Regions from separate parts of the Homo sapiens genome. Here region 2 is linked to region 1. The links are chromatin contacts, found by Hi-C or POLR2A ChIA-PET in ENCODE. All regions are on one chromosome and are shown on one strand. Each heading gives the region's core, a stretch centred on a gene start or an enhancer-like site at or near the end of the contact. The rest is flanking DNA. Distances are from core to core; before and after follow the strand shown.

Region 1 (3,464 bases), core at 735-3,234:
GACTAAATAAGAGACTAAGGGCAAATCCCAGAGAGACAGAGACATGTAATCTCTCAGAGATTTCAAAATAGGTGTTTTAAAAGACAATGAAATTCAAGATAACACAGAGAAGAAATTTAGAATCCCGTCAGATAAATGTAACAAAAAGATTGAAATAATTGTTAAAAATCATGTAAAAATCCCAAAGCTAAAAAATACAATTGATAAATGGAAGAAAGCTTCAGATTCTCTCAACAGCAAAGTGGATTAAGTGGAAGAAATAATTAGTGACCATGAAGACAGGCTGCTTAAAAATATACAGGCAGAGGAGACAAAAAAGAATAAAATGGAATGAAACATGCCTGCTTGGCCGGGCGCGGTGGCTCATTCCTGTAATCCCAGGACTTTGGGAGGCTGAGGTGGGTGGATCACGAGGTCAGGAGTTCAAGACCAGCCTGGCCAAGATGGTGAAACCCCGTCCCTACTAAAAATACAAAAATTAGCCAGGTGCAGTGGCAGGCACCTATAATCCCAGCTACTTTGGAGGCTGAGGCAGGAGAATTGCTTGAAACCGGGGGGGTGGAGGTTGTAGTAGGCCGAAATCGCCGCATTGCACTCCAGCCTAGGCGACAGAGTAAGATGCCATCTCAAAAAAAAAAAAAAGGAAAAATGCCCACAAGATCTAGAAAATAGCCCCTAAAGGGCAGATCTAAGAGTAATTGGCCTTAAAAAAGAATTAGAGTGAGAGTCCAGGATACAAAGTTTATTTGAAGAGATAATAACAGAACTTTCCAGACCTAGAGAAAGATATCAATATTCAAGTACAAGAAGGTTATAGAATAACAAGCAGATTTAACCCAAATAATATTACCTCAAGACATTTAATAATCAAACTCCCAGAGGTCAATGCTTTCCTTCAACAGATAGTATTTATTGAGCACTTTTTGTATACCAGGCACTGTTCTGGATACTGAGGATGGAGCAGTGGGCAGTGAACAAAACAAACAAAATCCTTCTTCTCATGGAGCTGATACTTCAGTGGGAAGAGACAGGCAAGAAAAAAAAAAAAGGAAGAGGGAAAGCCGCTAAATGCTAAGTGTCAATAAATGTTAAGTAAAATGGGGGCAGAAAAGCAAAGACAGAAAAGCACCCTACCCCAATGGGGGTAGGGTGGATCTTGGATAAGATAGTCAGCAAAGGCCTCCATGGAAGGCCAAAATAAAAAGTGAGAATTGCTCTAGATTAAAAGAGACCCCTGAAACATGTCAACCAAATGCAAAGCGTAAGTCTTGATTACATTCTGGCCTTAAAAATGCAAACTTAAAAACATTTTTTTTGATGAAAACTTGGAAGATTTGAATATAGATTGCATATTAGATGATGGTGTAAAATTATTAATTTTTCAGGTAAGGAGATGGTATTGTCATTATGCAGAGGGTATCCTTTCAGGAAGTTTATGCTGACAGTTTTTGAATTGTTTTAGTGTCTGTAGTTTACTTTCAGATGGTTCAACACATAGAGGAAGAACTAAAGCAAATGTGGCAAAACATAACAATTGGTAAATATGATGAAGGTGTAAGGGTGTTATTACAGTATTCTTTAAAATTTTATGTATGTTTGAAATGTTTTCAAAATAAAAACTTGGCAGAAAAAAAGATGGAATTTAGGGTTGTTGGAGTCGATCTGAGTTTTCATCACCAGGTGGTGCTAAAGCTTTTCAAATGTAGTTAAATTAACAGCAAACAATCTGTGCTGACAGTTGCATATTAATTTAGGAAAAATTTGGGTGGGAGGAACATAGACTATAAATCAAGCTTTTTAAATTTGCCAATTTTACTCTTGCTTGCATTATTATATTTTACACAATTTGAAGAGGTTCAGCTATACGTTTTCTGGCTGTCAGTTTCCTTCTCTTCGACCTTTCTCATTTCCAGGCCCTTATTTTCTTCTCACAAAAGAGCTACTGTGATAATTCCCAACACCAGATGCCACTGTGATCCACACTGCTCACAGAGTAACCTTCGTGCAGCATTTCTGTCCCCTTCATCAGCTCCCTATTCCCCTCCAAATAGTTTCCACTCCTCAGCAAAGAATTTACAGTTTGATACCAATCTTCTTTTCCCAGTGTATCTATTATTGTTGCCTTGCATTAACCCTACTCAGGAGAAACATTGACTGCTGTCCTTTTTTTTTCAAATAAATGTCATACACTTTCTTGCCACTGACTATTCTGCTTTGTGTGTCTCCATACTCCCAATGCCCTTCTGCCTATTGCCAGTTCAAAATCTGACCTTGCCCATCATTGAAGCCTGAATTAAATATCATTTCCCTCATGACAATTTCCCCAAACACCTTACTCAGAAATATTCCTCTTTCTACAGCACTTTTAAATTTTCTTACCAAACTGATAACATTTTGTATTACATAATAATGTGTGTACACTAAATTATAAACACCTCCAAGGTAGGCAGTTTATGTTTATAGTCTTTGGATTGTGTTTAATATGATGTGGAATTTACTAAAGGTCAGTGGAATTGAATTTCAAGATTATTCAGAAGTAGTTTATAGTAGTGGTAAAAGTACTGACTAATTACCACCAACTGCCAGCCTTACTCTGGTTGTTCATTTCACAGATAAGCAATGAGAGGCCACCATAGTGAGAAACCAACCTGGATAAAGGATGTTCATGGCTTAGCAGCCCCACCTACCAAAAAAAAAAGTTATCAATTTGAAGTAAAATTTCCTTTCAATTTGAGTCTGTCAAAACCCTTAAATTCTTGAATGTCATTTGATCTATATATTCTTCTAGGTAAAAACATGAAAAGAATGATCAAAGATTTGCTTTAAGAATATTTCGTATATGTTACAAAATATGTTTGTAAAAGCTAAAAATTAGAAGCAGCCTAACCAACAATACAAAGTTGGTTAAAGACATTCTAATATATCCATACAATGAATTACTATGGAGCTATTAAAAATGGTGCTCGAGAACAATATTTAGTGGCATAGAAAGAGGCCCCCAGTGTTATTATAGGAAAAAAAATACACCATATTGTTGACATAATGCTTTTTAATAGAAGAAAAGATTTGCATAGAGAAAATACTAAAATTGATGGCAGAGATATATTTCTAGATTTGGAGATTGACCGATTTAAATTTTCTCTCTTGCTATCTTTTTTCCCCCTAAGTTTTAACTCTGAGCACCTATATTAAGCAAACAATAAAAATATTTAGGAGAGAAATTATATTCCTAATGTTATTCCATTGTGTACATTCATTAATGAAGGAAGGAATTTCAGGCTCTAACATTGTTACTTGGGCCTAACATAGAACCAGAGGATAAGAAGGCCAAATGATAACCCAAGAGAAGACAGTATCGGAGGTCAGAAAAGGTAAGAAAGCCAGGTAGAAAAAAATGAGGGTTGAAGAGTGGGGTTACCATGCTCAGGAAAGGAGGGAGGCGGGAATACAAGTAGGAGAGCTGT
Region 2 (3,453 bases), core at 287-2,786, 650 kb after region 1:
AGAAGAAAGATTCTGGGTCTTTAAGTCATTGAATTAGCCAACCTTTGAATATTCTTACCTTCTGTCATGTGAAATAATATATTTTCCTTATTTTCTACATTGTTCCTTATTGTTTCACACACACTTCTAGTTGAGTTTTCTACCTTGTGGCACAAAAGATTCTAACTGTTACAATCATCAAGCACTTGAAAAAAGGCATGCCTACCAGTTCAGTAGGAAAGATGGCTTTGCTTTTGGAGTTAAGAATCAGGCTCTCTGTAGGCTTTAACTCAAAGTCACATAACTGTGAATGTCAAAACTCAAGAGTACCTTCATAATTAATAGAGTATAATCTCAAATACAGATTGTCATTTGTGGCTTTGGGCTTTCTGCTTTCTTGCCTCCCTCACTTGTGTAGCATGCCAATAGCTTCTGTAGCAACTTTCCTCCATTCTATTTTTTAAAATTATTAATTCTCTTTATTAGCTCAATACCTGGTTCATTCAAGGAGTCCATTTTTTTTTTTAAATCCAAGTGAGCTGAGAATGTTGACTTTTACATGTGAAGGGCAAATATTTTGCTATTAGTTCAACCTGTGCTTTCTGCAGTCCTCTGCTGTGTATTCAGGAACCTCATCACGTTTTTTTGCATTAATCTCTGCAGATTCATGCATTTGAATCCTTGAGGTGTCCTGCAAACTACAGAAAGGGCCTGACTGACTCTTCTTGTTCCTCTTGCTCTAGCTGCAACAACTCCACTGCTTCTTCAGACGTGGAGCAGAAGGGTCAGGTTGAACAGGCACCCTGGCGGCCCTCTGACTGGAGCAGCCAGAGCTATAAGGTGACAGCAGCCCTACCAGAGCTCAAATGGTGAGATGAATGAGAAAAGCTGCCCTTTCCTGAAGAGACTTTACTGCCTGTTGCCAGAATATTGTCATGTGGTTAATATATAAATCTATGATGACTATGGATGTGAGTGTTTCCCCATGGTGGCCCTGGGTAACAGAGAAAGGATCGAGCACCCTACAGAAATGTGAGAATGCTACTGGAGTGCTGCTGAAAAGTGGGAACCTTTGAAACACTTTGTTTTGTTAGCACCAAATCATCCTTTATACATAGACTTACATCGTGGTTATGCTATAAAATTTGCAGCTATATCTTTGAGCTTGACAGTTGCCCCAACATTAATTTGGGCAATTCACTTAATCTTTCTCAGCTTTAATATAATCTTTCATAAATTGAGATAATAATATAGACCTTGTAGGGATATTGTGGGAATTAAGTAAGACCATGTGAAAGCACTTAATGATTTACAAGCTGCTCTACAAATGTTAATTATTACTGGCATTATTATCAGATCCTTGTTAACTCTACAATAACTGCACCGGAGAATGCTGCCATAGGAACCGACCATTTGATGGAATGTAGCATTTGTTTAAAGAAGCCTCCTCTCTGGCTTAATCGCCCCATGTGTGAACTGTAGGAGCTCAAAGATTGAAGATCCCATATTGCTACTTTAGGACTTTTACTGTGCCCCTGGAGCCAGCAGAGGCCGCTGTCAGGCGGGGGCTGCTGGATTGAACTGACATCACTGCTTTGTTTCGGGTCAGGAGAACCTGGGATGTGAGCCAGCCTGGAAAGCCCCCTCCGCACACACATTCTCCCACGCGCCCCCATTCCTCTCCCACCACAGTGGGCCCCGACACTCCCGAGGTGAGGAATACATTTCCAGCATTCTGAGCTGGAATTATTAGACAGAGGGTGTCGTTCTTGTATTTTAAGGGCCAACATGGAATTACCCAGATAACTGACTCTCCACCACATTAAATAAGTGTGTTGGCTGCTATTTAATAGGCATGTGAGGAAAGAAATGAGAAAATTTTAGATGAATGAATAAATTAGATATAATAAGATATGATGGATGTAAATGCTCCCTCCATTTGTTCCTGTATTCTGAAAATCAAATTCAGAAGAACAGTTGTAGTATTACCCTATTTTTATACAACATATGAGGAAGAAGACAGAACAAGAGATCTAGAAAGATACACACTGAACTGTTAACAATAGTAGGTGCTTTTCAGTGAAGAGAGAGAAGAAAATAAGGGGAATTTTGGTCTTTTACTCTATAAGCATCCTTCTTGTTTATATGACCTGTTCTGAGTGCTATTAGAAAACATTCTAAAAATTGTGAATATGGCAAAATACAAAAGGCTATATGAAAATATGTGTGTAAAACTTAAGCAATAATAAAATAGTCATCACTGAATTTATTACCCTGGCCAAAAACAATATTACCACATCCCAGAAGGCTTTGTGCACCTTCCCATGCATACCCTTCCCTCCCCAAGAGGAAGACTTGATGTTTAACTTTGTGTTCATCATGCTCTGAATGTTTTCCTAAACAACAAAAAAAGAGTTTACTTCTGACTTGTTTTTAATTTATATAAGTGGAATCATATATCAGATAGTCCTTTGAGATTTGCTTCTTTCATTCAGTCTTATGTCTTTGAGATTTTTCTGTACATAATTGTAATGCATTTCTTTTCCTTGAATGAACACACTAGGGATTTCTTTATTTATTCTGCTATTGATGGATGTTTGGGTTGCTTCCAGAGTTTTGCTGTGATGCACAATTCTGCTCTACATAGCTGAGTATTTGTTTCTTGGTATAGACATGTGTGAGTTTCTTAGGCTCTGTATGTAGGCGTGGGTTGCTAAGCTGCAGGGTGTATGACTTTACTAGGTAACACCAGAATGTTTTCCAACTTACACTCCCAACAGCAGTGGAGGGGAGTCTGTATTGCTCCACAGCCATGCCAATACTTAGATTGCCCAACTTTTAACTGTTTGCCAGTCTGGTATTTTTAAAAACTCTTATTTGTCTCATGTTAATGAGAAGCAACATTTTTTCACATGCTTATGAGGCTTGGGTATGTTCTTTTTGATGAAGTTCCTATACAATTTCTTTGCCCATTTTTCTTTGGACATTTGTTTTTTCTTATTGATTTATAGGAGTTCTTTATGTGTTCTGTGTATTAAATGGGTTGCAAATATTTCAGTTTGTGGTTTATCTTTTTATTCTCTTTACAGTACCTTTTAATGAAGAAATTTCTGAATTTTAATGCAGTTGGATTTATCTTTCCTTTGTGGTTTGTGCTTATTTTGTGTGTCTCACTTAGAAATTGTGAATCCTTGTGTGGTATGCAGAATAGCAGCTCTCCAAAATGTCCGTGTTCAAATCTCCGAAAACTGTGAATATATGTTCAATGGCAAAGGCGAACTAAGGCTGTATATGGAATTAAGGTTGCTAATCAGCTAACTTTAAAAATAGAGTGAGTAGCCTGGATTATACAGGTGGACCCAATACAATCATAAGATCTGTAAAAGTGAAAGGGAGTCAGACTGAGTTATGATTACAGAAGAATGGGTTGAGACTTTTGGGGATTTTCAGAGATAGAATGTTGCTGACTTTAAA

The links. A loop is a pair of places that touch in the nucleus more often than their neighbours do. ChIA-PET counts read pairs that join two places held with the same protein, here RNA polymerase II (POLR2A). Pooled maps may share reads with other maps.
Region 2: a pooled map shows a loop between it and region 1 (3-fold over the local background). The contact joins two enhancer-like sites. A Hi-C loop is called at or near these places in 1 of 168 maps with a recorded cell type or tissue (K562) and 3 of 50 pooled maps. POLR2A ChIA-PET finds 5 or more read pairs at or near these places in 2 of 52 experiments (HEK293 and activated T-cell).

Annotation. Positions count from the first base shown.
Region 1 is chr3:170,960,052-170,963,515 of GRCh38, forward strand. No RefSeq gene overlaps it. Among named protein-coding and RNA genes, the nearest start is that of EIF5A2, 53 kb to the left of the region's middle. Within about 2 kb of position 1,985, at least 2 of the 41 ENCODE cell types and tissues checked have a DNase peak (open chromatin) inside an H3K27ac peak, as active enhancers do.
Region 2 is chr3:171,613,200-171,616,652 of GRCh38, forward strand. The region is part of intron 24 of PLD1 (phospholipase D1); the gene reads right to left. Among named protein-coding and RNA genes, the nearest start is that of TNIK, 150 kb to the left of the region's middle. Within about 2 kb of position 1,537, at least 2 of the 41 ENCODE cell types and tissues checked have a DNase peak (open chromatin) inside an H3K27ac peak, as active enhancers do.